Linked DNA regions of Mus musculus: all the other regions are linked to region 2. A link is a loop called in an ENCODE intact Hi-C map of the cell type or tissue named here. Cell type or tissue: left cerebral cortex. All regions are shown on one strand. Region 1 overlaps Bace2 (beta-site APP-cleaving enzyme 2). Region 2 holds the start of Bace2 (beta-site APP-cleaving enzyme 2). Region 3 overlaps Bace2 (beta-site APP-cleaving enzyme 2). Region 4 overlaps Bace2 (beta-site APP-cleaving enzyme 2).

What was found. Peaks named below come from ENCODE experiments on the same cell type or tissue, not always from the same donor. Only the 100,000 strongest peaks of a DNase experiment are listed, where the experiment ranks them.
Region 1: a loop joins it to region 2, with 4 times the contacts of the local background. A loop is called at or near these places in 3 of 42 quality-filtered maps.
Region 3: a loop joins it to region 2, with 2.0 times the contacts of the local background. A loop is called at or near these places in 9 of 42 quality-filtered maps.
Region 4: a loop joins it to region 2, with 1.8 times the contacts of the local background. A loop is called at or near these places in 3 of 42 quality-filtered maps.

What each region holds. Positions count from the first base shown.
Region 1 is chr16:97,425,725-97,433,724 of GRCm38, reverse strand. The region is part of intron 8 of Bace2 (beta-site APP-cleaving enzyme 2); the gene reads right to left. Among named protein-coding and RNA genes, the nearest start is that of Bace2, 73 kb to the right of the region's middle. In left cerebral cortex, a CTCF peak has its summit at 3,302; DNase peaks (open chromatin) are centred at 2,176 and 3,421; H3K27ac peaks cover 1,824 bases.
Region 2 is chr16:97,352,467-97,360,466 of GRCm38, reverse strand. It overlaps Bace2 (beta-site APP-cleaving enzyme 2), which reads right to left and starts at 3,739. Exons shown (of 9, transcript NM_019517.5): 1 at 3,366-3,739. The coding sequence starts at 3,665. In left cerebral cortex, CTCF peaks have their summits at 3,815 and 5,634; DNase peaks (open chromatin) are centred at 2,937, 3,797 and 4,128; H3K4me3 peaks cover 1,764 bases; H3K27ac peaks cover 322 bases.
Region 3 is chr16:97,414,142-97,422,141 of GRCm38, reverse strand. It overlaps Bace2 (beta-site APP-cleaving enzyme 2), which reads right to left. Exons shown (of 9, transcript NM_019517.5): 6 at 6,962-7,063; 7 at 143-292. Among named protein-coding and RNA genes, the nearest start is that of Bace2, 61 kb to the right of the region's middle. In left cerebral cortex, a CTCF peak has its summit at 4,059 (motif pointing right); DNase peaks (open chromatin) are centred at 1,598, 3,217 and 4,046; H3K27ac peaks cover 945 bases.
Region 4 is chr16:97,440,231-97,448,230 of GRCm38, reverse strand. It overlaps Bace2 (beta-site APP-cleaving enzyme 2), which reads right to left. Exons shown (of 9, transcript NM_019517.5): 9 at 5,295-8,000. It also overlaps the pseudogene Mx1. Among named protein-coding and RNA genes, the nearest start is that of Fam3b, 61 kb to the left of the region's middle. In left cerebral cortex, a CTCF peak has its summit at 4,203; DNase peaks (open chromatin) are centred at 697, 4,164, 6,045 and 6,714.

The DNA of each region.
Region 1 (8,000 bases), 73 kb before region 2:
TATCCCAGAGGCTGGGAGATGTCTTGTGTTGGATTTTAGACTCTCATAGAGGAATCTTGGAAGTGTGGTGGTTTGAATAAGCTTGGCACAGGGAGTGACACTATTTGGAGGTGTGGACTTGTTGGAGTAGGTATGGTCTTTTTGGATGAAGAGTGTCACTGTGGGTGTGAGCTTTAAGACCTTCATCCTAGCTGCCTGGAAACCAGATTTCTCCTAGTGGCCTTCAGATGGAGATGTAGAACTCTCAGCTCTTCCTATACCATGCCTGCCTGGATTATGTCATGCTCCCTCCTTGATGATAATGGACTAAATCTCTGGACCTGTGAGCCAGCTCCAATTAAATGTTGTCTTTATAAGAGTTGCCTTGGTCATGGTGTCTCTTCACAGCAATGAAACCCTAACTAAGACAGAGAATGACGAGCACTCAGTCTATAGGACAAGGTACAGCAAGGAGATGGAACACACAATTTACACTTCACATAGAGAAGAAGGGAAAGGCAGTACACAGGGAAGGATTTTAATCAGAAATGCCACAGATGAGTTCAGTTGCACATAGGATATTATGGCAGTGATTATCACCATTTTCTAATGAGGAAGTGAGAGGAATATTTAACATGATAGAGATACAGAAGATGTTAGAAGATCTAAACCAAACTTCCTGGTTTGAAAACAAGAAAAACGCATCACATAATAATGGTACATGCACTATAGACTTCCATCGTCAGGGTTGAAGAGATGGCTCAGCAGTTAAGACCACTGGCTGTTCTTGAAGATAACCTTGGTTCAATTTCCAGTGTCCACATAGTTCAAAACCATCTGTAACTCTAGTTCCTGGGGAACCAACATCCTCTTTTTGCACACCTCTGCTCACACATACATACAGCTAAAACACCCCTATATAAAAAACAAAAATAAATCTTTAAAAAAGACTAATCAAATTAAAGATATCATAATAGAACTATGTGAATTGACACACAGAGAACACTGAGAGCCAAATAGAGAACCTCAGTGTCTGTGGATTATCTCACACTTTTTCATGTTACAGGGCCAAAGGAAGGAGGACAGAAGACCAAGAAGACAAAACGGTAACTAAAGATTATAGAAATTAATGTGAACTATATATAAATTCATAGATTTCAGAGATGTGTGCATGTACACACACACACACACACACACACACACACACACACACACACAGAGAGAGAGAGAGAGAGAGAGAGAGAGAGAGAGAGAGAGAGAGAGAGACACATAAGCACATAGACACTCCCATCCCTAATGAAGAACCGAGAAGGGCATGGTCAGGTACAGTGGGGGAATTAGAGTAGGGTTTGATTCATGCATAACACATGGGCATGTGAGAATATCGTGCTGGCTCACTAATATGAACAATTAATTAATACATGCTCATAAAAATTCTAGAAAGGACAACACACAGAGTGCTTAAGAATCAGCCATGCCAGGTCGGGGAACCAACCCCAGAAATCTTCATACAGTTGAATGCCTGCATTTGTCTGTTTCTCATATATTTGTTATGTCAAAAAAAAAAAAACCCAAAAAAAACAAAACGCCCCAAACACTCCCATAACAACAACAACCCTAACCCTAACCCCCCCCAAAAAAACCACACTCAATAAAATCAAATTTTCGTCATTGTTACTTTGAAGTCAGAAGATGACCTTATGCGCTAGGTCTCAGAAACCTGGGACAAATGTGGCTGAGGTGGATATTAACATATTAAAGCAGATGCTGGCCAGCTCTCCCAGCACTCCCCACTGTACCCCTATCCCAAACCTTTCTCTCCTGGTGGTTTCTTCTCTCCTAGCCTGATCCATATATAATGCAGCCATTTTGGCTACCCTGTTTTCTTGTCATCTTTGCCTGGGACACCTCTCTTGGTCAGTGGTTTCTCTATTGCTTCCCTTCCCCATTTAGTCTGCCAGCCATGTTAAGCCTGAATTCTTATCTCTGCCTGTTTTCTCCCTTATATCTAAAATCTTCTCCAACTTTAGGACTCATCAAGTCCTCCTCCTCTCACTTAACTTTTTCATTCACCATACTCCTTTAAGACTTTCAGAAAAAGCACCAAGCTCGGGTTGTCATACATAACGCATTAGATAGAAACAACCACACACTCATGACAGCTATGTGCTCTGCAGCATTGGAGGAAAGTGGATTTCAAACCGAGGCTGAGAACTGGGGATGTGACTCATTTGGTATCGAGCCAGCCTAGCATGCAGGAAGCCAAGGTTCCAAGCCCAGCACTGCCCAAGCTGCTGTGGTAACCCCAGATCTAGGGAAAGCAGGAAGCTAAGAAGTTGTAGGTCATCCTAGGCCACATAGGGAGGTTGAAGTTAGCCTAAGACTCTTCTCAAAAACAGCAATAAGAGCTACATGTAGATGTTATTTTCTGGGACAGCCCTTCACTAGGTATCTGTGCGTTTGTTAGATACATTAACTGTGCTATGAAGCTGACTTAACCTTGCTATGTTGGATTTGTATATGAGAGGTCATTGTTCACTGTGGGGAGGGGAGTGAACCTGGGAGTGAACTCTGGCTTCAGATCCTTGCTCGTTGTCAGGCAGGGGCTATCTCACTGAGCTTAACTGCCCTGTGTGATCTGTGTTCTCAGCTACCTGCTTTGACTCTCACTTTCCTTATCTGTAAAATGGGGGTGTAACTGTGCCTATAAATGACAGTGTTGGAAAAATAGGTGAGTTAGCAGATGTTAATTTTGTACATGGTCCCTAGGGAACATGTCAGTGCTCTGTGATGGTCAGCTATTACTATGTTGTTACTTTGATTCTTTTATCAATGTCTGAGGTTAAAATTTAAATTGTGTATTTTCTCTGTTGTCTCCAGAAGGCCATGATGTGATTGATAATGAATGCCTTGAGAGATATACTATCATTTTACTAAAGATGCTTGTCAGATCCCCTCCCCACATGAGACATAAAATGAAACCAAACTGAAGATCTGTGATCAAGACCTTCCCTGCAAATGCCTGCGACAAGGAACATTACTCTGCAGTTAGAAGGGTTCTGGACACACGGTCAGCCCCCTCTTCTCTCTTCTCACTCCTCCCTCCCTCCCTCTTGCAGGAATCCTCCTATAGAACCCTTAGACCCCTAATCTGGCATTTACACAGAGAATGGGTGCACACCACTATATCTGCTTTTGACATGAGTGCTAAGGATTGAACTCAGGTCCTGTGTTTGTATGGCAAGCACTTTACTGGATGAGTCTTCTCCCAAGCCTGTATTCTCTGCAGTAGGCACACACTATCCATAGGGGTCAGAATTTTCATTTGTACAATGTGGAGCCAGAGGTTCTCAGCTTTGGTGTCTTTGACAATATTCTAAGTAGATAAGCACGGGCGTATCTCCGAGGCTCATCTTCACACCACCATCCCTATTTTTAAACATGAGCTGTACCAGATGATCCACTTTCAACCTGCAGCAAGAAAAATTCCATGGAATGACTGCCATAATCCACAATGTGTTTCAAGTTGTATGAGCTGAAATCTATATAGCTCTTGGGTGCTAAATGTCTCCGTCTATAAAAAGAGGCTGATGGTATTTCAGAAACCCTGGAGGCATTAAGACACCAGAGCTGTCAATTTAACTCTACCATTATTATCTGCTTAGCTGAAGATACTTGTACAAGGCAACATGGAGTCAGCTGAAGGGGTCCCAGTGCCCAGGGTAACTGTTTAGGAGTAAGCCAGACTTGGGAGGGTCAGTTCTACATTGATCACAGTATCCAGCTAATTGGCACTGTTCCATCTTTGCACAGATCCACCTAGGGATTCTCAGCAGGGTTGGGAGTTTGAATTGACATGGAAAGCAGAAAAAAGCTGACTGGGGAAAGGCTCAGATGGTGAAGTATTAGATGAGCAAGCATGAGGACCTGGATTAGATTCCTAGAACCAACCAACCAACCAACCAACCAACCAACCAATCAAAAAAAGCCCAGTATGGCAGCATGCTGTTGCAATTCCAGTGTTGGGGAGACAGAGATAGGTGGATCCCTGGGGCTTGCCCAACAGCCAGTGTAGCCTACTTGGCAAGTTCCAGACCAATGAAAGATGCTGTCTCAAAGAACAAGATGGAGAGTGACAAAAAGAAACCTGGAGTTGACCTCTGACCTCCATAAGCACAAGAACTCATATGTACATGTACTAGTATACACACATACACACTTACATACAACCTACAGTCTACATACACACACAAAGAAAAGGAGACTGTCTAGGCACTTTGCCCCAAGTGACCCCAAGCCCTGGCCACACTGTTGTACTCCACAGAAAACAAGCTAGGAAGTCTACAAACTTGGTCTTGGAAAAGCTCTTGAAGCCTCAGGGATTCTGATAAAGGGCTTCTGCTTACGGCTCCTCCACTGCAACCCTCAAGGAATTCTATAAACTAAGAGCTGCCCAAAGTTATAGAGCCAAAATAAAGGCAGTGGGAAATACTGGAAGCTCCCATAACTTTTGCTCCTTCGGTTGGTTCTGTGAGGAACTTACTCCTGTTCTAGCAGATGGAGGCTAAAATGCAGCTCCTACTATTTATTTAGCTAGGTAGTTCCTAGGGCTTGAACACTGGGCCTTGGATTTGCTAAGCACTGAGCTATATTATCAGTATTATTTTTTAAATAAACAGCCCTTTGATGTTATGGAGTCTAGCTCCAAACTCCTGGCTTGAGGGATGCCCCTACCTCAGCTTTACAAATAGCGAAGACTATGGGTGTGGACCAGTGTGCTCATATCATCCCAGGTTTTAAACATACCTCGGGGTGTGGAAGTACCATTCTCTGACCTGAAGTTCACATGAAGGCTAGTGTCTTCACGCCCTAGAAGGGTTAATTCTGCCACAATTTAGGGTGACAGTCCTTTATTTCAGACTGAGACAGAAACCTGGAGCACCTGGTCATATCACATTCATAGTCAAGAGCAGAAAATAGAAAGGATTCTATTTGCCTATTTGTCTATTTGTTTGCAATTCCCTTTTCTATACTTACACAGTCCATGACAGAAGTCAAGGGAATGATACCACCTGCAATGAGCTGGCCTTCCCACCTGAATTAATATCATTAAGATAATCTCCTACAGACATGCCACAGGACAACCTGACCTAGAGACTCTCTTGTGGATGCTCTCTTGCCTGGCACCTGCAGGCTGTACCAAACTGACAAGGAAAGTGAATCATTGCCAATTTGATGGTAGACAGAATTCAAGATGCTTTTCCACTTGCGATCCATTTCCTGATATTTAATCCACTTAATCCCTTCCTTTACACCTTAGAACCAACAGAGCAGGGCATAAACATAGCACTACCACTGAGACTGGCGTAAAGAAAGACTTTGGCTTATGTCTTAAGGGTTTCATGGCACCCCCTCATGGTACCCCCTCTTGGACCATTCATTCAGTGAGGGGCAGGGCGGGGAGGGAAATAGGTGCTGCTTTGGGATACTCAGGCAGGTTGTGGCAATGCCTTCATGGCAAGGAATGAGGGACCCCTGCCAACAACAACATGAGTGAGCTTAGGAGCAGCATCAGCTGATGCCAGATGGCTGCAGGTGATAACCAGATCCTTAGAAACTGCACTAGGAACCACAGTAAAGAGTAGCCAGGTTCAGGGGAAAGCTGTTATGTTAGGCAGCAACAGACATCTAATTCAACACTTACAAAATAAGACACGTGCAGTATCATAAGAAGAATCCATGCCAACTGAAAGAGGGGTACTAGCTACATCTACCACAAGCTTTTGAGGAAAATATGATTAAAAGTCTATTAGATCAGACTTTCTGTAAGCCTTATGCCCAGCCAGCCCACTGTGTCGATGAGTCTGTGAACTCAAGCAGCCTTAGATGGAAAATACTTGAAAAGGTGTTCTGGGTGCAGTTGGGTGTCCTCATTGTTCTGTGATCAAGCAGAACAGGAATCATTTACATTGTGTTTGGACTGTATCATGTTACCAGAGGTATGTAAACGGGTTAAAGTATGTGTGTGGTGAGCCTGGGTTAGCTGTGCACACAGCACCATTTTGCACACAGGACTCAAGCACCCATGGATACTGATACTTGAGTGCTGTCCTAGGACTTACCCTCCAAGGGTAATGGGAAGTGAAAGAAAGCTTTCTAGAATTTACACCATATAATTAAGAATAAAAATGATAAAGGAAGGGTATCTAGTCCATTTCTCACAGGTCTAGGGAGCTTGGCTGCTGTAACTGCAGCCCCAGAGAAGAAATCTCTCTAATAAGCTAAATAATTTGTGCTGAAGAAGAGACATATACCAAGGTATCTTCTCGCAGCTGTGAAATCAAGTGTGTAAGTGCCAAGGCCTTAAAAATGTTTTTAAAATACCATTTGAGAAAGTAAAACACTTGTATCACAACATCAAAGAGTTCAGAATGAAATCAATAGAGAGAGCTGCACTGCCTCTCTGTGAGACAATGTCAAGACTCATCCAGCAGTGAGCTATTCAGATAGCAAACTGTTGCCACACCCCAGCAGGTGTTTATGTGCATACAATGTCAGCTGCTGCAAAGGTAGCCCTGGCTTCACAACATTTCAGATGGAAACTGGGGTTGTGGGGAAAGTGGCTTGGTTCTTAAGATTCCCGTAAAAGAAGTGCAATATTCAGAGTTGAGAATACTGTGACAGCTCAGGCCACGCTGTCACATGAGACAGGGAAAGACCTCAGTGGCAACATAACAGGATAAATTACACATTAAAAACATGAGGGGTTGGGAGCAGCTCAAGCTACTAAAGTACACATCATACATGCATGGCGACCTGAGTTTGATCTCTCAGAGCCCATGTGAAGAAGATGGGCATGGTGACAAGAACTTGTAATCCTAGCACTGAGAGGCAGAGACAGGTGGATGCAGGGATTTGCAGGTCAGGCAGCCCAGCTAAAGTGGTGATTGCCTGGTCAACAACAAGAGGCCTTGTTACAAAAAGCAAGGTAGATGGCATCCTGGGGAGTGACAGCTAGGTTGTTCTCTGTCCTCCACATGCATGTTCACACATGCACACATGTACTGTCACACTCACTCATGCACCTGTATACACAGGAACACCACATAACACACACACACACACACACACACACACACACACGGTACATATCAATCATGTATGTCTGAGCTGGGTGACTGTGTAAGTTATCTTTACAGATTAGACATAGGTTTTCCTCTTAACATGGTCCTTACATTCTCCAGATGGCTACCACACCTTCAGAGATACTGGTTCTCTGATGTGATTGCATTGTGCTGGTTAGTTTTAATTGTCAACTTGACTCAACCTAGAGCAACTTCAGAAGAGAGTCTCAGTGAGGGGTGCCTAGATCAGACTGGCCTGGGGGCATGTCTGTGGGAGACTGTCTTGATTACATCAATTGAGATGGGAAACCCTGCCCATGGTAGGTTACAACATTCCTTAGAAAGGAGACTCTGAACTTGAGAGTGGAGAAAGTGTGCTGTGCATTAGCATGTGTGCATTAATTCATTGCTCTCCACTCAAGACAGTGGATGGGATGTGACTAGCTGCTTCAAGCTCCTGCTGCCCTGATTTCCCCCTCCCATGATGTAGAGAGCCAAATAAACCCTTTCTCCTTGAGTTGCTTTTGTAGGGCTATTTTTTTACAGCAGCAGGAAAGAAAGCTAAGATAATCTTAACCTTCTGATCCTCCTACCTTCATCTCCTGAGAGCTGAGATTTATACACGTCATTACATCCGATTTTATGCCGTCATTGTGGTAGGGCTTGAACCTGGGCTTCCTGCATCCTAGGAAGGCTCTTTACCCACATATCACATTCAACCCCTAAACTTTTGATTTTCTGAGACAGGTTTCACTCAAGGCAAGACTTCTGCCTCAGCCTCATGGGTACAGGGATTATAAGCATGACCCACTATACTCAGTTTCCAAACAGTTTTCTTAGTCCCTTGAAAGGCTATTGTGAAACCCTGCAGTTATCTTGACCACCTTCTCTGATACA
Region 2 (8,000 bases):
TTCCCCTTGCCTGGATACCTTCTTTTTTCCAACCTCACTTACTTAATGTGAGCTTAATGTGTTTGGGGGACCCTAGTGATTTACTCTTTTTTAAAAAAGCTCTTTAATTATATGGAGTCGTATTCTGTACTCTCTCAATTGCTGTGCTAAGAGGTTGCTCACTAACCCAGCACATGTGCCAAAGTACTCTGTTAAATGTTTATGTTGGAAGGCTTAAATGTGAAGACAGTTTGCCAGTTGTTTCACCCATATCAGTGCAGACGACAGAAATCTTCCAACAGAAAGCCTCCAAAGCCTTTTCTGAGGCACCATAAAGCATATAGCTGTGGACCTTTGCTATCTTCAGTTGGATTTATGGTGTGAGCATGAAAAGTATATTTTAATAATGTAGATTGCTATAATTATAATCACTTTTGAACACTCGTATTATTAATAAGAGCAAATTGCATGGTTCCAGGGCATGCCGGTCTCCTGTTAGATAGGAGTCACATAATGGTATCAGTGTGTAACCCTGACTCTCATCTCCATGCCAACGTGGGCCTGCCTGCCAGTACGGGGCTCTGAGGCTCTGTCAGGCTGCTGGGTAGCCTGTGACTCCTCACAGAGTCCGTAGGCAGGACAATGGATCCCAGTTCTTAATGAAATCACACAGGGGTAAGCATACTTCCAATGGCTGGCTTTCCCATAGGATAGCAGGACTCTTTTGATTTACACCCAGACTCGCATCTAGCATCCTTTCACTCAAGGACTTTCCTGCATCCAACTACTCCTTAAGATAGCCCTAAAGCATGGCCTCAAGGACGGGGAGAAAGGGTGATGGGGTATGGGAGAGACTTTTGGTACTGTCAGACATGCAGTCCCTAACATCCCAGCACTGGTCAGGAGCCACTGCCTAGTAAGGATACAGTGTAGCACAAACCAAGGAAAAGCAGACCAGAAACATGCAGGAATGAGCATCATCTGCCTGTGGTTCAAAGCCTAGCTTCTTCAGCCTATTGACCTGGGCTCCATTTCCTACCCTCCCTCTTTATTACCCCATTGCACTAGCAAGTCACTCAATGTTTCCAAACTTCACCCCTGACACCCTCAAGTCACATAGCAATACTAGCACAAAAGCTGGGCTTGTGGTGAATATTTGCACCAAACACCAGTCAGAAAGAGGACGGTCCCACCAAGAGCCCATCTAAAAATCAAGGTGAATAGCCTCCTGAGGAATAATACCCAAGCTTGTGACTTCCACAGGCAGGCACACACATATGCCCATACCTGTACATACACAAACGTGCATACATACCTCTACAGAAACACACACACACACACACACACACACACACACACACACACACACACATTGGTTAAGATATGAGAGGGTGGTTGTAAGAGAGACCAGAACTGTCAAGGTGTTCATCACAAATGGAGGCTGAAGACATTATGGTTATTAACATCTGAAAAAGTCTTGTTAATTTATTGCTTCCCTCCCTTTCTGTAAGCAATTTTACCTGGGGTTCCAGAGAGCAAAAATTCAATTCCATGAATGACCCTGTGCCCACTACTATAGCAGGAACTGTCTTTGGGGTTCAGAGGTCACCTCCCTACTGCTCTCTCTAGGCATCTGCAAACCCCTGCTGGCATCAGAGACACTACAGAGCCAAACCAGGTTGCCAACACCCAGCTTTTACAATGGAAGCACCTGATGCACAGATTTTGCTGTGAAGCAATTTGTCCCTTCATCATACCAGGGCAACAATACAGAATGGTTCACTCCTGTGGAATGATATGCAGAAATGGTACTTGTCTGTCACAAACCAGCCTTGCTTAGAAGCATGCTATAGTCTAGCTGAGAAATAACCTCAGAGGAAGTACTTCCTTGGCTGTGCTAAGGATACAAACCTGGGTGCTCGTTACATCCTGGGTAATTAAATTAATTAAATTTCATCACTGAGTTTAAAGTAAAGGTCATTGAATTATCAACAAAGGCAAAGCAAGGGAGAGCTTTGTAAGAGAAGTCTTCTCCTCCTCTTTAAAGTTTTTTTTTTTCTTCCTGGTTTCCTTTTCCTTAACACATGAGGACTCAGTTGAGGCCTGTGTATAAAAGAAAGAGGCAGGTCCCTCCTGTTCTATGCAGTCCTGCCAACGGCAGTTCACAGGATTCCCTCTGCCCTGAGATCATGCTCACATGGTGGTCAGACTGCTCAGGGGACCCTAAGCCTCCTCAGCTGACACTGCCACCCACCCCACCCCCCTTCAGTCTGCCCTGCAGCCACTTCTGGACTGCGCACACAAGGACCCTGTACAGCAACCACAACTAACGTTTTGAGTAAAACACTCTTGAAGGTCTAAACAACCACAGAAGTTACTCTGCAGTTTCTCTTTTTAAAAATTAGCATGGCTCATCCTCTTAAAGTCTTGAATAATTTAATTAGAATTATACAAAAGTCATGAGCATGTTCTATTTATGGGTAATCACATCAGCATGACAACCCCCAACGACGATGTTAAAAATAAAGTGTCTTCATACGGTGCGTTCAACTTATGAGACAACTTGAATTCGAATTGGAGAGGGTCGGATCACTTCTGTGAGGCTTTTGTTTCCCTTGCCAGATTCCGTGCTTGGGAGCCGGTGTTCCCTGTCACTCGAAGTGTTAAATGAACATCGGCACAAGGCGGGGAAGAAAGCTGTTTGGACTGCGTTTGTTTTATCTTTGACTCGCTACGCGCTTGGTGTTCCCCAGCAGCTAATGGCATTCACATTCTCCAACCCCCGCAGGATGCATGCCTTGGCGGGTGCACGGCTCCCAGAGGCTGGGCAGCCGGACAGCTATGAGGAAGCCAGCAAACAAACTCCGAGGAAGGAAGACGGCTGGCTCTGCCCTGCAAAGAGACACTTTGGAACCGGGTGTCTTTTAGCTGAGCTCATGGAGAAATCTCTTTTAAAGGGTACTGCGCCTTGGATGCTGTCCAAGAGTCTTTTTAGCAATGAGACAGCATAGAGATGGTATCAACTCCAGTGATTTCCCTGCACCTAACAGCACCTTTTTCCAAGACCCCACCCACCACCCACTCAGTAGGTACCGCTCTTGCTGGAAGGAGGCGTCGCTCCTGGGCCCGAAGCATGTTACAGGTTCCTTCAGCTGTCAAGCTCCACGGGGTGGGGGAGGGCCACCAAGTTCTGAAACATTTGCTCACACCCCCTGAGCTGTGCTCCGGCAGAGGCTGCGCTCCCTGGTGCGTCCCTAGCGCGCGCCTCCACTCCTCACCCAACCCATGCATCTCCCTGACCCTTCTTCCCAGTGAAAGCTACTGCCTTAGGGACGGCATTAAATCGCGTGGAGTCAATTCACAGAAACTACCGCCCCCAACCCTACCTTCTGCGGAGGGGTCCCGATCAGCATCTCTAGGTAGTAGCCGCGGCCAGAGTCCCCCTGAAGGTTGTCCACCATAGCCAAGAAGTTGGCAGTAGCCCTGACAGGCTCCAGTGCGAGGGCCAGACCATCGGCCCGGGGCAACTCGGGGGTCCCGAGTCCGGGAACAGCCGAGGCTCTGTGGTTCGTGGCCCGGGCCACTTGGAGGGGCAGCGTGAAGGGCGCGGGGGCCAGCGCGGGGACCGCACTCAAGAGCCACTGCGCCAGCACCGGGAGCAAGAGTGCTCGAAGCAGCGCGCCCATCCCCGCAGCGGGGGCTCGGCGAGTCTGCGAGCGCGGTTCTGCGGTCCTTAGCCGGCCGGGGCGGGGCGGACAGGGAGGAGGCTGGAGAAGGCGGTGCAGAGTTGAACAAGTTCTCAGTCGCTGCCCCCTCTGGCGGCCGCCTCCCCGCAGGCCCTGCCCCTCCTCCGTGGCCAAGGTCAAGGATGGGCGCGGGTCGCGCCTCTTCCCCGGGAAACTGGAGTGCAAAATTTCCCCGGAACGTGCCCGGGAGGCCACGGCTAACGGATATGACGAGGCTCAGCTTAGAGCTGCTGGAAAGTTTCGGGAACCCTTAAAGGGGCAGCTAAAGCGCAAACTGGCTTTCTGGTCCTGCGCTCAAGGAACCCCCGGGGGTCCACTGTCCCTGCAGAGGCAGAAGTGCCCTTAGGACTTAAGGCTCAGAGCGCGGGGCAGGCAACTGTGAAAGAGTGCACCTCTCCGCTTGCCAAGCGCACTCCAACAGGGTCTGGCTGCCTCTCGGAGCTTCTCCCACGCGTGGTTCTCCCCTTCCAGCTCCTTAGGAGTTAGCTGGTTCTCTGAGAAAGGATTTGAAGTATGAATGGAGGCTGGGGGCGCTGAGAGCCCCAGGGATAGGGGAAGCAGGTGAGCAGATTTTGAATTTCTGAGAAGGGATCTGGGTTATTGCTCCTTCCTGCTTACCCTCCCCTGAACCCAAAACCACAGCTTGAGGAGGTAGATTTGGGCCTGGTCTTCCTGGCTTTCCTCTTGTCCTTAATGCAGATCCAATTCCGCTAGGAGCTGAGCTCAATCTCCCAGGGATTCAGTCAGTCCACCAAGATAGTGAATTACTATCAGGGTCCCAAATGAGGCTGCCATCCAGCCTTCCCCCTCTTTCATCCTCCCACCAGCTCTCCGCAGATTATCTAATTAATACTTGTTTAGCCAGACACCGAAGCCGCAGAAATGCATTCAGAGGGCTATTTTATTTCAGGTACTGAACGCAGGGGGGACAATTACAGCAGCTAAACTCATCGATTTTTTGCTGAATCAAGGAATAGGAGAAATCTTTGTGTCTCCTCCAGCTGAATTATGTTGGCTTTTTTTTTTTTTAAAAAAAACAAACAAGACCATCTTCAAACAATGGAAAGTAGAAATCAAGCGTCCCTAATCCTTAACCGGAACTTCCAGATACAAGTGTCCATGCTTGTTCCCTCCTTTCCAATGTCAGAATCCTTTCTTGCTCTACCAGGGACCTTTCTGTCCCAGATCTTCAGCTGTTCTACTTTCTAAATGGTTTTGGTTACAGGTTGCACTTTTCCCCCCTCTTAACTCTATCCAAGCTTCAAGGAATCCCCAGTCACACGAAGGCAGGCCTGATTGAATTCCAGGATAGAACCTAAATTGTTATTGCCCATAAATCTGCATAGTTATCGCGAGCTCTTACATTCATATATTCACATTTAAATTCAAGATTGTAAGGAAAGGACAATTTAAAAAGAGGTAGTTATTTACAAACCCTGGTGTTCAGTCTTGAGGGGTTGGGGACCACCCAGACAGCTCTCAGAATGACAGCATCCTTTTGGAAGCACATGGAATTTATCGAGGACATCAACTCAGGTGCTACAGGATGTATAAGGTATAAGGTCAATATTAAAGACATTTGTGCTCTCTAAGGTTAAAAAATAAACACAGGGGAAATCTGTAAAACTCGGATCTAGTTAGTGTTTTTATTTGAAAATCTCTATTTCATGTAGCATGGCTATTCCAAGCTTTCCCTGGCAAAAGGGAGGTGTATAAACAACTGCATAGAGACAGGATCAAGAGCACATGCCGTTTTAATGAGTGGTAGGGCCATCTTGTCAATAAAGTACTGGTCGGGCCCTGAAGTGGTAGCACCAGATTCCTTGTCTTCACTCTGTGTGGCCTTAGCATTCTCCTGCCTCATTGCATTCACAACACTTCCTGACATGGGGTGCCTCAGTGGCACCCCCTGGAGATAGCTGGCTCTGCTCACTGGAGCTCTTCTCACACCATGACTTCTCCAACTTCTGATTCCAGGACCCAGCTACACTCTTACAAGTGACTGAGGGCCTCAGTATGTTGATCTGTATTTAACAAACTATGACTCCAAAATGAGAAACATTAACAATTAAAATAAAAACACACCTGGGTCCAATTAGTAAAGTGCTGACTGTGCAAACATGAAAACCTGAGTTTAATCCCAAGCACCCATTTATAAACCCAGGCATGACAGCGCTTCCCTGTAATCCCAGCAACCTGGAGGGCAGAGAGAGGCAATCCCTGGGGCTCACTAGCCAGCTATTCTCATCTAATTGTCAAGTTCTAGGTTCCAGTGAAAGATCTATCTCAAATAATAAAAAGAAAAGTGGACAGCTCCTCTGGTGGTTTGAATGAGTCTGGACCCCATAGGCTCATATGTTTGAATACTTGTTTCCAAATTGTTGGGTAGGATTGGGAGGTGTGGTCTGTTGGATGAGGTTTGTCGATGGCTTTGAGGTTTTGAAAGCTCACTCTAGCCCAATCCCCTTTGCCTGATGCCTTGGGATTAGATGTAAGCTCTCAGCTGTGGCTTTCAAGCCATATATATAGTGCCTGCTGCCGCACGTATGATGGTAATCATGGGCTAACCCTCTGAAACTGTAGGCAAGCCCCTAATTAATTGCTTTATCTTACAAGTTCCCTTGGTCATAGTGTCTTTGTTTGTTTGTTTGCTTGCTTGCTTTTTGAGACAGGGTTTCTCTGTGTAGCCCTGGCTGTCCTGGAACTCACTTTGTAGAACAGGCTGGCCTCGAACTCAGAAACCGGCCTGCCTCTGCCTCCCGAGTGCTGGGATTAAAGGCATGCACCACCACGCCTGGCCTAGTGTCTTTTTATAGCAATAAAACAGTATCTAAAATAACTCCTGGGGACCATTACCCAAGTTCAACCTCTGGCCTCCACAAGTACATGCACATACCCAATGAATTTACTTGCACACACACAAAATAAATAAATAAAATAGCAAATATATCATGGTGACCAACTTCCTCCCGTGTGTGTGTGTGTGTGTGTGTGTGTGTGTGTGTGTGTGTGTTTCCATGTATGGGCTCTGTGCTCATTCATGTGCAGGTCCCAGGTTGATGTTGGAAACTATCCTCTATTGATTACTATTCCTTATTCATCGAGGTAGGCTTTCTCAATCAAACTCAGAGTTCGACTCTATGATTACTCTAGCTAGTCAGCATGCCCTGGGAATGCCCTGTCTCTACCTTGAGTTTAGAATTGGGGGAGGGGGGACTGCCATGCTTACCCACTCTTTTACCCTTGCATGGCAAGCACTTTAACCACTGCACTGTCTCCCTGGTCCCAACTCAACATTTTAATGAAGATTATATCGTTGGGGTAGGGTGGAGGTTACTGCAATGAGTGGCATGACACATGTAAAAATTTCTGTTAATATCAGGATTAATAACAGCCAGCTAGATCCTCCCAACTATGTCTGCATTTGGTCTGTCTGCCTCTTACATGTCCCAAAGTTCCTGCAAGTCTGGAGTTGTAAAAGGGCAAAGTTTACTTTAGTGTTTGTATGAAACAGCTTTGACTAAAGGGCCTGCAGCTTTTGAGATCAATCATTCTCTACTGGGTCTTGTGTCACTGTCAACACAACCAAGCCGAACCAACCCTGTATATCAAACACTCCACCCACAGCTGGAGGAAACGGCTAAACAGGACCTGGACATTTTGAATCTGCTACCTGGACCAAGAGGCAGCATTCTTTTCTATCACTGGGCCTCAAGAAGGCTACAAAGGGCCCAGCCACCTGCAGCCCAGTGCAAACTTGCATCTCTGCTTTCTTCCGGAGTCCTATGTGCCTGCCACCTGACTTCTCCTCACCATGTATACATAAACTAAATCCTCCACTCACTTAGAACATTCTTGCTCTTACCCTGTCTTCTAATTTTTCAGCCACAGTTCTTTGTATGTGTTTGTGAATGTGTGTGAAGGGCAAAGGTCAATGCCAGGCATCTTCTTCAATATCTCTCCACCTTCTATTTTTTTTGAGAACAAGTTTTCTCAATGAACTTAGAACTTGTTGATCAGGCTAGTTGGGCAGGCAGTAAGACCTGAGGATGCTCCTGTCTCCACCTCCCCAGTGATAGGATTATAAGGGTAGACCGGCTTTTTAAGAGGGTGCTGGGGATAGAACTCAGATCTTATTGCTTGCAATATAAGATCTTTACCGACTCGAGCCCCGAGGTACCTTGCCAGCGGAAGTGCCCGACACCCGCAAGGGCCCACACAGGATTCCCCACGGGATCCTAAGACCTCTGGTGAGTGGAACACAGCCCCTGCCCC
Region 3 (8,000 bases), 62 kb before region 2:
TCCCTACTATATAAGGCAGACTGACAGAGAACAGTAGACATGCAGGATCAAGGAGTAACAAGGTGGTAGCCATAAGTGTCTAATCATGCATGAGATTTGATTTTTGTGAGTTACACGTGAAGAACAAAAACCAGGTTTGTACCTGTGGGAGAATGGTGATCCGGAAGGAGCGACTGGCATTCTCATCTCTCAGGTAGATAGAAATCTTAGGGAAATATGCCCATGGCGTTTCAGAATTTGTCCAGCATGCCAGCTGGGCCCCTGTCCAGAAGCCATCAGAAAACTCTGGAATCTAGACAAAACAGATCCTGTGAGAAGCAGGCACCAGCCTGGCACATAACAGGAAACAGCTCTCCGTTTCCCTGGTCCCAGCACTAGACGCCCACAGGGATAAACAACATCTCATTTGGACAGAGTGACAGGGACATCAGTCTTCTGGAAGAGAGATGGTGATGACACAATAATAATTATTAAAACTGCAAAGACACCCAGATCGCTTCCTGGGAGTAGCTGTGATAAATGCTTTGCAAATGACTACTTTAGCCTTCGAACACACCAACCTGTGTGTGTTACCACACACATTACCCTCTCACATTACCAGGGAGGGAACCAAAGCATAGAGAGGTATGACAGCTCGCCCCAGGCCACAGAGTAACAAGCGTTTAAAAAAATTCTAAAGGTATATAATATACCCTGATAAAAAGCAACTCAGGGCAAAGAGAATTGATCATTCCTCTTACAATTCGGGTTACAGCTCGTTACAGTCAACATGTGACAATGGCAGAAAGCAACGTAGCTGGTAGAGTTATACTCACAGTTGAGAGCAGGGAGAAACTGACTTGTGCTGTCTGGCTGCCTTCACCCAGTTTTCTCATCTCTTACACAATTTTAGGGAATGGTTCCACCTACAGTGGGCCGGGTATTCTATTTCAATGAACAATCTAGATGATCCCCACAGACATGCCCACAGGCCAACCTGAACTAGATGATTCTTCAACTGCAATTTTCTTCCCATGTCTGGTTTATATCAATGTGACACTTAAAACCACACATCACTGTGGCCTTCAACACACTCGGGGACATTGCCTGCCTGTGGACTCCGGGGTTCATTTCTACTCATTGCTTCCTGGTGCACTGTTTTTAAACATTCCTCCTTAAGACCTCAGTCCAGACCCCACCTCATCCACAAAATCTCCTTAACGTCTACCTTAACAATAGCACACTGTTCAGGTTGTCTCCCACTTAGCTTTCCCTGCGGCAGCTCATGGTGACAAATCTTGCTTCCTGGTAATGAATGACCCTGTCTTTGAACCTAGAACTTCTCAGGGCAGCGTCCCTCACCCGTGCTTGTGTAGGTCTCACTATGTGGGCCCAATATCTACACAAACACAACACTGAAGAACATGTGAGGGAAAAGTGAGTGATACCTAGGACCAAAAGGAGGCCATCTGTGCTGCCCATCAGGACCTGGAAAAGTGGTGCCACTCACCCACTTCCATCTGCAGGGGAATTAACAGGCTTTTTAGACTTGTGCCACCTCAGCCTCAGGTCCTGGGTTGTGCCTGAGCTATATATTGGTGGAAGGAATGTGTCTGACAGAGCTATAGAGGGTTGGAGTGTCACCAGTGGAATTTCCCTGGCAAGAACTCAGGGCTGGGAGTGAGAGAGGCAGAGCCACAGCAAAGGTGTTGACAGGAACCTGCCCATTGGGTGCCAGGGACAGAAAGAGAGGTGAAGGAAGCTAAGGGCTGTTGGGAAGCAGCAAAGCCTGCATGCACTCCACTTTCCCAGGAATGTACTCAACAGAACCTCAGATGTGATCAAGTGGGAATGTAGACAGCTCATCTGTGCCCTGAGTTCTCTGAGCTCTAGGGATGGTTGGGATATATACTCTAGAGTCACTAGCAGATGGTGTTGGGGGATGACAGGTTATTCCCGAGATTGGGAGAAGCCAGGGCCAGGAGGCAACCCTAAGAAACAGGTGACACCTACATCCTGAATGCTAGGTGGGTGTTGTGTGTAACAATGGCACATGCTAGGTGCCATCACCTACCCTCTGAGGCACAAAGCCACCTGTTAATCCTCCCACACAGCCAGAGTAGACTTGTCAGGTTTCTATTGCTGGTGGTAGTGCATATTTGTCTTTTACAGAAGTGATGGATCACCAACAGGACCATAAGACCCTTTCTCTGATGAGCTAATCAGGATGGAGGATTCATCATCTTGCTGGATTTCACAGAACTAAGAGTGCCGGGGCCTCCACGGAACACTCAGTGTTCCAGTGAAATGCATGACCAGTTCCTATGTGTAAGGAAGAGTGAGTCCCAAAGAATGCCAGAGAGGACAGGCAAGTGCCTAGATGGTACAGGTCAGATCTAGAGGTCCCTGAAAATATGGCCGAGTCTCCCTAGGGGCTGCTGTATTCCAAACTCAGGTCAGTTTTAAAGTTGGAAGACACTTTCTGTAGGTGCCATTTTGATGGTGAATTCTATAGCCAAGGAGGTGTCACTGGGTTGAGCCACAGCTGGGATTTCATAGCTAGGTTGCCTGGAGCTTGGGAATCCTTTTATACACAGATCTAGAAACTAATCCTTCTATATTCTGCCTGAATGACATACACTGAGGGACAAATGCCGAGACATTATAGTTTCTTCCAGTGTGGATATAGCTCAAGTAGGAAGAAACCCAGGCCAAGAGAATGGGCTTCCCATGAGTCCTGTAGTAAAGGGGACCAATGCCCAGAGGCTCTGCTCTGTAAGGCAAAGGATGTACACTACTGGAACATACCTCACCCAAGGCTGACTATCTCCTGCCTTTCCTCCCTGATGCAGGTGCTAAATGAAATCATGAGATAATTTTAGACACAGCAAACAAATGTTGTAAGCTCCTGGCCTCTGTCTCGTGGTTTGCTTAAGTCACGAGATGCTGAGATGAACTCAGGGTATGAAACCCTCACCCCTCCACACACCTACCCAGCTGCATACAAAGGCTGGCTGTGGCTCGCTGGCTACTACACACCTGACACTCTACACTGGTTCCTGTGATTATTGTAAATCCCTTAAAGCTCAGAATGCAAAACCCGAAGGCGCTCACTCTACTCCTGCAGAGGACATACTTATATTTAAGCACTGGGCATATGCTCCTTATTCTAAGTAGGGTCTGATTTTTAGCAAGCATTCTAACTTTACAGCATGGAAAGACTGACTTGGCATTTTTTGGGGTGTAGCAGCTGTTGGCAAAGATAGGGATTTGTTCTGCTTTTAGCATGGCTGCTCTGGACCACTGCCTGACATTGGAAACCAACCCCTTGCTGGGTGCGCTTCCCATAGAGATCTAAGCTTCTGCAATTTGGGGACTAGCTAACTGAAGTCTCTCTTGGATCTAAATTTTTGCTGGTACCTGACATACAGCCATGGTTATCCACTTTTCTGTCAGTGACTGGGATTTGGCCAACTTGGTCTCTCACCTGCCCCTTGACAGCATCACCTGCAGGGTCTGGGCACAAAATGATCATGTTTGGTCATCTAGTGAAGACCTTGAGTAGACATGAGAAAGACAAGGGGGACCCACCTCTGTCTGGGCCCAGGGAGGTGTTAATACTGTTAAATTATCAGTTACAAAATCTGCCAATGTTGTTTGTATTTTAAGTACACCTATGATGTTCATTTTCCTGTAAATAAGCAAAAATGTTGGGACAGAGCAATTTGACTCCCTAGTTAGCAGTTGATCGACTCCTCCTTGCTGTTCTGCCTGTCTTAAGCAAAAGAATTATCAGCCTAGCAGCCAGCTGGACTGCCCAGCAGACTTTTTGTTGTGATAAGCCTGGGTGAACTCTAGATGATCCTGAAATTATGTCCAAGAAACAGTTCCCCTGGTAGTCTAGAAAAGGTATTGTGTGGACTGGTGCTACGAGGCAAGGAGATGATTGGTGCAAACAAATGGCTGCAGTTGATTCAGAGCAAATGCCTGCTAGTGGTCAAACAAATGCTGTGATTGGTCCAAACACCCCTTTGAGCTGTGGGAGCAGGCTGCTCAGGTTCATGCAGAGAACTGACAGAAGAGGGCAGCACCAGTGACGTGTCAGAGTAAGAGGAGCAGCGGCAGGCAGGGGGCTTTGCAGAGTGAGCAGAGTGCAGTGGGAAGCAGGGCAATGGGGTAGTGGGCAGTGGGTATCAGGGCAGCAGGCAGCAGGACAGGCTGAACAGTTGGCAGGCCAAACTGTGTAAGAATCTGATTGCTTGCACACTGGCTTCCCAAGTAGCCCTCATGAATCTTCCAGTCCAGCAGCTACGAAATAAAAGTCTCAATGGAAGAAGACATAGATGACAGAGGTGACAGTTAAAGGTGATAGATGGAAATATAGTCTCGACAGCCCCAAGATGGAACCAGGGGGGTCCTGGAGGGTTCCCTGATACCAGACAGAAGAAATTGGGTGGGGCTTAATTTTACTTGGTATACACTGAACATGGAGTATTCCCTGTTTGTTGGAATTCTGAAAATGATCCAATACTGGGGATCTGACCTAACTGACATTACTTCCTTGAGGAATCTAGAATATCATGGCACTGTGGGAAGTTGGTTAAAGTGGGAGGTACAGCCCAGCTTGGAGTGGGCACTGAGGGAGAGTCTAGAGCTCTATAGTGCCCTGGCCCTCTCCTATATTCCCTTTCTCTGTGTCCTGACTGGCCTGGCATGAGCTTTTCTGCTCTTCCCCAATTTCCCCACTGTGAAGGGCTGACACCACAGAAAACAAGAATACAAACCCTTCTGTGAGGTACCTGCCCCAGTCATGAACAAATAACTAAAAAATACACACCATTTGACATACAATGCTGCACAGACTGGTATTTTTTCATGTGTGTATATGGTATGAATGAATGAAAGTATATATGCATACATGTGTGTGCTCATGTATGCAGGTACAGTTGCAAATGTATATATGTGTGTTGTGATGGTTAATTTTACATCAACTTTATACAAATATAAACATATCTGAGAAGGACTCTTAATTGAGAAAATGGGAGAACCAAGCTCACTGTGGGTAGGACCACCCCTGGACAAGTGTTTCTGGGTGCTATAAGCAGGCTGAGTAAGACATAGGGAGCAAGTCAGCAAGCAGCACTTCTCCATGGCTTCTGCATCAGCTCCTACCTTCAGGTTCCTGCTGTGAGTTCCTGACTTGACTTCCCTTGGTGATGGACTATAAAGTTGCAAGCTGAAATAAACCTGTTCTTCTCCAAGTTTCTTTTGGCCATGCTGTTCTATCACAGCAACGGAAACCCTACCTAAGACGTGTGGAGGCCTGAAGTCAATGTGAATGATTCCCTCAATAGCTCCTCAGTTTATTGAGAAAGGCCTTTTGCTGAACCTGAAATTTCCATTCCAGTTTGTTGAGTTAGCCAACCTGCTCAGAGGAACCTGTCTCTGCCTCCCCAGTGCAGAATTGCTGGAAATGGAAGCCACTATGCTCATGTGTGCTTTGACATGGAACCTAGAGCTCTGAAGTCCAGTTCTCATGCTTGCATAGTAGGTGTTTTATCCACTGAGCCACCTCCTCCGTGCTGGACAGATGCCTTTGGTTTATACTACTGGTATACACTCCCTGGAATGTTGGGATGATGCTGTGAGAAACAGTAGGCAAGCCTCAAAGGCTATGCTGTTTTTGATGGCTAGTCTTGGCTGTCAGCTGTCAGTCAAAGTTAGTTTATTGTGAGTCCATCTAATAAATCATATATAGCCATTCTATCTGTTCTGCTTCTTTAGAGAACCCTGACTAACACACTACCCTCAGTTAGATATATTTATAGTTCAGGACACGGCCAGCAAACAAATGTTACTTTAGCCAACTGGTTTGTTTTCTATAAGGTGTTCAGATGCCATTCTAGGTTAAATGAAGAGCAATGAAGAAACAGATTTAGGGCTTGTTCTGCTTTAAAGGATACAAATGCAATCGTGCTTTCCTGTTACTTGAGCACACAGTTATGTGCTAGATAAGTTTTTCTACCATTAACAGCATGGAGGAAACAGTGGGGTTCCAAAATTGTAATGGTGTGTGTGTGTGTGTGTGTGTGTGTGTGTGTGTGTGTGTGTGTGTGTGATTCCTACTGTCTTGAAACGTCATGGCCCAGTGCTTTAATTGCAGGTCTGTCATGCTGCTGGTGTGAGCATGCCTGCTGTACTGACAGCTGTGTAAAAGCAGAGTGATAGCAGACACTATGCAACTGGCTTATGCATTGATATACCTCGCTTTCATGGCTATTTTGTGTACTTCTACTTATAAAGTTTACTACAAAGCCATAAGTTGTGCACACATATTATGTTTTTTATGTTTCATCTATTTTTAAGAGTTTATTAATTATTATTATTGTGGAATACACATGTGTAAACACATACAGAGGGACCACACATGTGGCATACTATTCAAACGGAGGACAACTGTGGAGTTGGTTCCCTCTTCTTCTTTACATGGGTTCTGGGTATCCAACTCACGATGTCAGACTTGAATGGCAAGCACCTTTACCCAGTGAGCCATCTTGTCCACCTTTCCATCTGATGATTGGCCCACATCACCCAGTTTTGTGTAAGTACATCTCATGATGCCCGAATAACAAGAGCATCACTTGGCAATGCTGTCCTCAGACCATATTGCTGTCATTAAGTAGCATATGATACAATCATACTGAAGATTTTTTTTTTACCTCAGATCAAAAAAAAAATTCTTGTGCCAACTCAACTATTAGTTAAAACACTGGGAGTATTGCACACTCAGAACCAAACCCTCTGAAGTTGACATGAAGGTATTGCAGACAGATTCACACCAAAATGTAACTTGATAAGTAAACTTCACAAGCAACAGTTTATAAAACAACCTGCTCTTTAAAAATCTTTAGAACACTGAGTAATAGTTCAGAGACTTACAACACATAGTTGTGCTCTAGAAAATTCCCATCTTGGGACTCACCAGAGATGTTCGTGCCACAGCTTCCACCACTGCATCAAACACCTTCTGGGGCAGGCGCAGGAGCGTGGTGCCACTGTCCACAATGGCCTTGTCTGCGTTATACTGAAACGAGGAAGGGAGAAGACACTGAGCAGTGCTGGGTTCCCCATCCATGTACCATGACCCCGTTTCTATCATGCAGCCACAGTATCTCAGTGGTGACTAAGTCTTGTTATATTCCAGAGCTCAGTCATCAGGGCCTCCATGAAAGTGTTTTACTCCATAGATAAGGAAACTGAGGCACAAGGAAAAATCAGGACCATAGCCCTTAGCTCCTAGGAAGAGCTTTTTACCTTCCTGGAGCTGCCCAAGTTGCTCTCCCCTCATGCTGGGCAGAGGGATGGGCCACTGGACTTTAGAAATTAAAATGACCCTTTTAAAAGCAACTTCAACAAACTGTTCAAAAATCTATTTTTTCTATTATATTATCAATAAAAAGAGAAGGATAATGCTTAATCGATACCCCCTATTTGCCTTTGGGAGGGAAATTTAATAACAACACACATATGATACATGATGTGTACTCCATTTCATTTGATACAAGTCTGTAGTCTTCAGTGATAGCTAATGGTCTATAACATTGTAGATTTGTGGGCTTTGGTCTCTATAGCACCTACCATAGACCAACATTGATTAGAGGTGTTTGTGATCATGAGAATTCAGGGCAGCATGGAGACATGTGAGAGTCAACAAGAGAGGAAGTGCTACAAGGGGTTATATAGTCACTGGTTGGTGATCTTCAGAAGGCATCTAAAACTGGCTCACAGGTCAACTTTCTCAAGTTGTCATAATCCTAATGCCAGAATACAAAAGGAATCAAACACAGTGTAAGATTGTGTATGTGCAGTGTAACAGCTATGTGTAGACCTGCGTAGTGACATGGTCAAGCTTATGCATGTTTATTAGTCTTCTAGTTATGGTGTGTGTGTGTGTGTGTGTGTGTATGTGTGTGTGTGTGTGTGTGTGTGTGTTGGAGTTAAAGAGGATAAAGCTGATGATA
Region 4 (8,000 bases), 88 kb before region 2:
GTGACACCAGAGAGAAGAAGAAGTTCCTGAAGAGGCGGCTTTTAAGGCTGGATGAGGCTCGGCAGAAGCTTGCCAAATTCTCCGATTAACCAGGCTAGCTATGTGGCTTTCCTGGTCGCTGTGCAATGATCCTTTAGCTGCTAACCTTATGTCAGAACGTTGCCTTTAGACTGTGGAAGCAAGCAAGCCCTTTGTAAACTCTGAGGAGATGAGGAGAGAGGAGCTATGGAGAGTCATTCTACTTCAGCAGGAAGACATGACCCTCTCAAAGCCTAGGAGGATGGCACCTCTCAGGATCCTGCTCCTGTCTTTTCTTTGTCAGGAGGATGTACTGGCTGAGCACCTCAGAAGGGTCGGCTTCTGGTTTTGTACTGTCCTGTCTGGAAGCAGTGCGAGAGGTGCCACAGGGTCCTGGTAGGACAGCTCTTCGTAGGCATACATTTTTTTTTGCAAAAATTTTAACAAGGATTCCACCTCTCTTTTAGCCCACCACCCATCAGAGGTAGTGGAAGAGAAAAGTTATTAGGCTATGGAGGAAGTGGACCTGTTCAGCAATAGTTCTTTGGGGGCAAGCTCAGTCTTCCTTGGCAGCAGTTCAGTCCCATAACAAACACCAAGTATGACTCAGCAGCTGCAGACCAGTCCTCTAGGCAGGCAGACACCACATACAACCAGCAGCTATAGTCCAGTCCTTTCCACAGGCAGAAACCAAGAATGAATCAGCAGCTGAAGTTCAATCTTGATGAAAGCTTGCCATCTAGCCTGAGGTGAGGCTGCAGAAGCAACAAACTGCTGCAGGAACCTCACAAGTAGTTCTTAGGTGAGTTTCTCTCAATGTCAGTGTTACCACAAGTGGAGCTCAACCATGCTATGTAAGGCAAACCATTCCATGCATGTTGATAGTAAAGAATAGCTAGACAGAGCAAACCAAGCCAAGGCTCCGTTGCTCATCTCCAACTGTTTGTGAGGTCATATTTATACTCCTTCATCATGGGTCCTTTCATGTATTTGCAATGTCATATGAAAGCATCCTTTCAGCTGTGTCTGCTTCAGGGAAACATTCTTTCATGTGTTTGCTTCAGCAAGACATCATTTCACCTGTGTACCCCAGCAAAACATCATTTGATATAACTAACTTTCCAAGGAAACTGGACGTTTCCACTTTAGCGCTTCCAATAAAATTCTTGCTAAGTGACACTTGCATGATTTTTCTTTTATTTGCGGGAGGGGCTGAACCCCACAAGAAGGGGAACAGGTAGGGGCAGAGGAAGGTGCACTGAGTCCACCCTTCCTGATAGGGGAGGTAGAACAAGGAGATAGATCAAGTGTTTCCAAGGGACTACAGGGTAGTCAGTGTGAACAGACAAAATAGTGGTGATACTCATCTGTTCTTAGCTACCAGTATAGGCTGAGAATCCATAAAGAAATGTTAAATGTCCTATTTAAGCAGAACACATATGCTGACAGATGCCAAGAACAGCCACTTTGGGTTCTCCTATGTGAAAAACCAGGTCCATCTTTCCTGTCCAAGTTCCCAGGACAACAGGGTACCACTTTTAAGGTAGCATCTCTGACATCATGAAGTAGTATGAACTTTGGGAAGAAGCTTATGAGCATAGATGCTGGGCTTAGTCTTGGGCTGCCTAAAGATGTAGAACCCAATAGAGAGGTCAATGTGGTGGGCCTCAAGGACTCTGTGGGAGGGGAAGGCCAGGTGAGGCCCTTCTAGGAGTCATGTGAAAGTTGGGTCCCCAGAGGAGCAGTCAAGACAGGGACATGTCACTCTCAGCTTCCATAGCACCTCACATCAGCCCAACCTGGTAAGCAGCCCTGACATTCTCAAATTAATAGGGAGCTCCAATGTGGCCCTGTGCTAGGATTAAACACATTAGTGATTAAGAATCACCCATAATGCATTTGTGTCACATTAAGGAAAGAAAAGCCCTTCCCCCTAGAGTCATTTAACAGAGAGCAAGTCCTGATTGAAATTCTTCACCTCATGATTCCCATGTCTTCTGTCTTCTGTCTGTCCGTTTTGGGAGTATGATTCTGTCCTGCCTTTAGACTGCCTTGTGAATCTGTCTTTATGTCTGTGTGCCTGCCACTGATAAAGGACTTGCCTTTGTATTTATCGAACAGCACAAAAAACATCATATGTTGAAGGAATAAGATGCTGGTTTACAGAAATCTTTAACAGAGTTTTACAAGGGACCAAGTTACAGGCTCTGATCTGCTCCAAACAATCCCAACTGACCCAGACAACAAATAGTACTACAACATCATTGTTTATCAACCAATACCAATAAATGCTTATTCATTTTAGAAGGCCTCTGTATTTTCTGTTTTCAGCAAATGATACATATCTAGTTCTAGGTCAGGGCCATTGAAAAACACAATTTAAGATTATGTAACTGTGCTGTCACTAATCTGAAGGGTCAGACTCCCTCCCCCCCCCCCCAGCCAGTGTGCACCTGAGCTGCAAAGAAAAACCCTAAAACACAACCAGCTCAAACTGTGTGTCAAGGCAGGGCACAGTCTATGTGTGGTTCTCCTGGAAGTCCTACCTAGTTTCTCTGCTCCTCGGCAGGTTGGCAGGCTGTCTGAGGTTACACTTGTCTGAAGAAGATGGAATTAGCCAGACCTTTGTTGTATGGCAGCTTATAGCTCTTGTAACCTCTTATAGCAAGACTCCATGTTGGCCTCTTCCCTATAGCCATGGTCACTAAAGCAGCACACCATGGCAGGAGCCAAGTGATGGCAATGTAATATAAGTATTACACTCCACAGAGAGGATCAGGAGACCCTCACCGGGGACTCTAGCTATGTCTCCCTTCCCCAGCTACAAGTGGCCTTGGAAGACACTAGCGTCGCTACTTAGTGAAAGGGTCTTCACGATGTAGCTTCTCTGAGACTGCAATTTGTGATGGGGTTGGATTTTGAGGTGCTGCTGCTGTCTGGGGGTCACCCACATTCCTGGGACTCACTCACTTGTGTTCTGTAAGCAAGCCCGATGGACTCACTGGCTTTACAAGATGGACACTGATGTAACTGTACTTTTGTCTCCAGTGATTCTCCGAGATCAGTAGGACTTCTAGTCTGAAGCTCAGATAGGCTGACTACATTTTGTTCATTGACATACAGTTTGTATATGTTAGACTGGAAACCTTCATCTTTATGTTCTATGTCACAGTCACAGGCTGAGGTCTTGGCCTGTGTGATCCGTCCCACAAAACCAAGCTTAATGACTCTGCACACATCCTTTCCTGAAGGAGTCAGTCCATCTTCTTTGTGCTCCTACCCCCCACCTCAGGGATTAGAAGCATTTTCATGGTGTGAATTTAGAGTTGCTTTGAAGAAGAAATATCTCAGCCCACAGTCTGTCAGTCCCTTTCCTTTACTGTTGAACATCCTGAACATTTTACTTGTTGTGGTTTGGTGCTATTAAATTAAAAACAAAACAAAACAACACCCCCCCAGCCCCCAAAACCTCTTTGATTTTCCATTTCAGTCACATAAGAGCAACTGCACGGGGTTAGGATGATAGATCTAGTAATGAGACAAACTTTAAAATAAATGTGTGTGTTTTTGTGTGTGTGTGTGTTTCTGTGTATGTCTGTTTAGGTCTGTATTGTATAGGTTGAAGAACAACCTAGGGTGTCAATCCTTAGGTGCCTTCTACCTTTTGAGTAGGATCTCTCACTGGCCTGAAACTTTTCCACGTAGCCCTGCCACCTAATCCTTAGGCGCCAAGAGCAGTCTTGTCTCTGCCTTCTGTCTTAGTCGCAGGGAAAGCTGACAAGCCTGGCTTTGTGTGTGGGTTCTGTGTATTTGAACTCAGGTCCCCGAGCTTGCATCACAGATCCATCTCTCCAGTCCTACAAAATGGTGGTTTTGTTTGTCTGTTTTATTTTGCTTTTAATATGGACCATACTTCTGAGAGTGAGAACCTAGACACATTAAGGCATCCTTCTGCGGCGCCCTCAGTTTTCTTTCTAGCATGACAGTTAAGCACACACGCACATAGAGAATTTGAAGATAAAACGTAATCTGGAAACCTGAAACAGTCTGGGCGAGACCTGTAAGCAGTGGAGTGGAAGGATAGGCCTTTGATAAACCGGCCTGAGAAAGCGACCCACGTTTACAGTCTCCAAGGACAGGTCTGTCCACAAAGCTTCTCAACAGCTCCGCCTAGTGTCAGATATGTGAAATCACACCTGCAAAGACACCCACAAATAGGGATGGCAAAATGTAATTCACTTGGGACTGTGGTTTCCAAAACAAAACCAATGGGAAGTGTCTCCCTGGTGATCAGAGAGTGGCAACCTGGGTGTTTACCCACTCACTGCTGCCTCCTCCTAATGAAGGTTTTGCTAGTATTTTGAGACAGGGCCACACGAGTAGCCTAGTCGGCCAGGAACTCACAATCCTCCTGTCCCAGTCACTGCCCCCACTCCCAACTCTCACCATCCCCGTTCTGAGTATGGGAACATACCACTGTACCAGCTCAAATGGTGTCTGAATGCTTTGAGAATTTTTTCATTTCCTCCCGTCGGGGTACTGTTAATAGGGGTGTACAGTCATGGAAGAGCCTACATTGCGTGTCTCCTTGTCACATATAAGGTATTGATGTCTCTGTGTGGGGGCAGCTGTGCTTTCTGTCTCTCTGTGGCCACAGTTCAATTTTAGGTATCTTTCTCTGTTGCTCTCCACCTTACTTTTTGAGACAGAGTCTCTTACCAAACTTGGAGTTCTCTCTTCCAAGCTAAACAGGCCGACCAGGGAGCACAGGGAATCCACTTATCTGTATTCCCACCTTCCCCCAGCCCTGGTGTGGTTTGGTTTTACATGGGCCCTAGAGATCTGAACTCAGTCCTCATGTTTTCATAGTGAGTACTTCACCCACTGGGCCATCTCCCTAGTCACTAAAGAACCCATTTTTAAAAATGAAATTACAGTTCTCAGACAGGTGTTGTTTGGTTTACTGAGTATTTCAGCCGGACCACTAAGCCACATTCTTACCACACACATGGTTATGCATCAGGTTCTGAGGCGTAGCTGCAGGATTGCTTCCGAGATAACTGAGCTGAGCTAAGCGCCACACCAGGGCAAACACTGGGGCTGTGCATCATTGAGTAGTGCCTGGTAGCTGGTTCTCAGGTTCTAGACCATTGAATATGGGCCCTCCATCCACTCACTTAGCTTTGATAGTTTCTAGAAACCTGCATGTTCGGTGACCTGCAGGAATTCCAGAGTTGAGACCCACGAGGCATGAGGTTAAAGAAACAGTTCTGAACCCAAGTAGGAAGTGTTATTTATTCATACTGAGTCAGACATCTCGCTTCTTTTCAGTGGTATATATCTTAGCAGGGTGGACAAGTACAAAAATAAGATTATTCTAGAAAACTCCAGGTTGGAGGGCCTAGCAACCATGTGGCCATTTGTGAGGAGCTACTCTGTGGCACGAATGCCTCTCTGTTTTGCACAGTATTCTAATCACAATTTGATTTGAAATCAGTTCAGTGCCCTGGAAATGGAGGGAGATTCCCCCAAGAAAACATTAACCAGTTAGAAGCATCTTCAGAAATACAATTGCCACTCAAGAACCCTGTAGAAAAAAAAAAAAAACAAAAAAACAAAAATACACTGTATAAAACACTACTTTCTGCCTCTTTTAGAATTCAGTAGATGGCTTGGATCATTTATTTATTTGTGTATTTACTTACTCACCATCAAGGTCTTATCATGTAATTCTGGGTGGTATGGAACTGTGTACAGAAGGCATTGTAGAGATCTACATCTGCCTTCCAAGTGCTGGGATTAAAAGCATGTGCCACTATGCCTGGTGCATGGCTTAGAGCTCTCCCAGCAGAACCGAAACCTTACATGCCTGAGAAGCAGGAGACATGAGTAGCCCTTTCAGTGCCTAGAGGAGAGCATCTTAAACCTTAAGGGTACTCAAGTGTGTAGATGAACAGAGGCAGTAGGAAACAAGCTGTTTTACACTCCAAACTTCAGCTTTTACTTGCACGTGAGAACCCCACCTACGCTGTGGGTCTGGACTGAGTCATCGCTAAAGAGACCAGCCTTCAGCTCCTCACTGGTAAGAATGCATGATCCTGCAGCAAAGGAGGAATTGATGAGGCAGCATTTTATACTCCGGGGGCCAAAGGACAAGAGTTCGCAAAGCTACGAAGACATTTCCCTTCCTCACGTCCTCCCACCTTCCTTTTCGTATTAGGGTTTTGTGAATGCTAGGCAAGAACTATACAAGTGAACTTCACTCCTAACCCCAAGAAATTGTACTTCTTGTGATTTTTACTACGGATTAATAAAGCCTTAACTAGCTATGTTTTTTGTTTTGTTTTTTAATCTCAGAAGGAGATTACCCAATGCTCTCTTAACACTTCATTCTTCATTCAGCAGAACCCATCCTGACAACGTGGAGCCCCTGTGAGAGTTTTCTTCCCCTGATAGGATGCCACAGCTTTACTTATCTCAGAAGGTTCTAGTAGTGTCCACACAGAACAAGGAGCAGCAGAAATCAGCAAGCCAGGTCCCACTCAGATCTGTGCATCTGTTACAAATACAAACTATCTAATTTCCACCCCACCAGAGAAGACACAGCAGTGTTAAATCAGGTAGGGCTGCACAGAAAGCGCAGGTGTCAGTGGTCTCTTTTTACAGACACCAATGTGATTCACAGCTGTGCTTAGCTTAAGAGAGGGCTGATTGTGCCTCTACCAGCTGTAATTATGAAGCATATGGGTAAAAATTCATATTGGCTGTGTGCTCTACTCTGATGAGTGAGGGACATGCCATGTGCTACAGCTTATCTCACACAAACATTTCTCCAGTTGTAAATGGGGGTGTGTGCGTCTGGCACTTTCCTGACACTGACTATTCCTTAATAAATGATTTAATATCATACACTTCTGGTTGTCACTGGGATGCAAATGTTACCCAAGGTTTGATCAAAAAACAAAACAAAACAAACAAGCAAACAAAACACTACAAGTCCTAATAGGGATTTGAACTTACAGTCTAGCCTTCATCTACTATCTTCTCCTTAAGAATAAAAATAATAGGGCACAGTTAAATTTAGAAACATAGGGCATCTGGGTGTGACATCTGATACTAAATCCATAGGAAGCTTGTGTGGTGGGAGGGAGGAAAAATCACTGTCCTTTGAATTTGATATTATGAGTACTCACTCGCCCACTCCTAATGAACTCCTCATTCGTGGGCTTTGTAGACACATGGGTGCCACCAGGAGGCTCAGTTTGGTTTTCAAAATCTTTAGCAACATGACAATTGCTTCAGTTTACTCTCTGACCCAGTGCAGTCAACCAGACTATAATTCAGATGCCTGATTCTGAATGAGACTGGGTACTTATGGACCCTAAGACCCATGAGACCCACTTCTACAGGAAGATCAGAGCCACTGAAGACAGGGCAGAGATTTGAGGCTGACAACAGGGTGGGTAAGTGGTCCAACAAGGCTGGTTATCATGGGACTGTCCAGCTCTGGCTGTCAATAGTCCTTCCTGGGTACACAGTCCCCAAAAGAAACTTGGCCAAGTCAGTGTGGCCCAAGTAACTTTCCCTTGCCCAGTGAACTCCCCAGCACATAGCCTTGAACCTGCAGCCTCAGACCCGGGTCCTGCTCCTGAACTCAAGGAATTCTGGTCTTACTGGAATAGGCATCTTCTAAACAAAACAAATCGTCTTCTGCTGAATGTCTGCTCAGTGGCCAGTGACCAATTCGAGGGCTTCTCTTTGGAGATTCCAAAAATGTAGGCCATGCTAAAAACACTGGAGTAAATTGGGTTGCCTACACTGTTCAGGGATATCTTGACTCTCCAGAACACTGAAACTGCAGGCTGAGGTGGGGGACATACCTCTCCTTTTCCCCCTCGAAGAGTTTAGCATTTATTAACTCCCAGGGATCCTAAACTCTTTGCTGATGGAATTGCCCAATCTCTGTTTGGCTCAGGCAACAT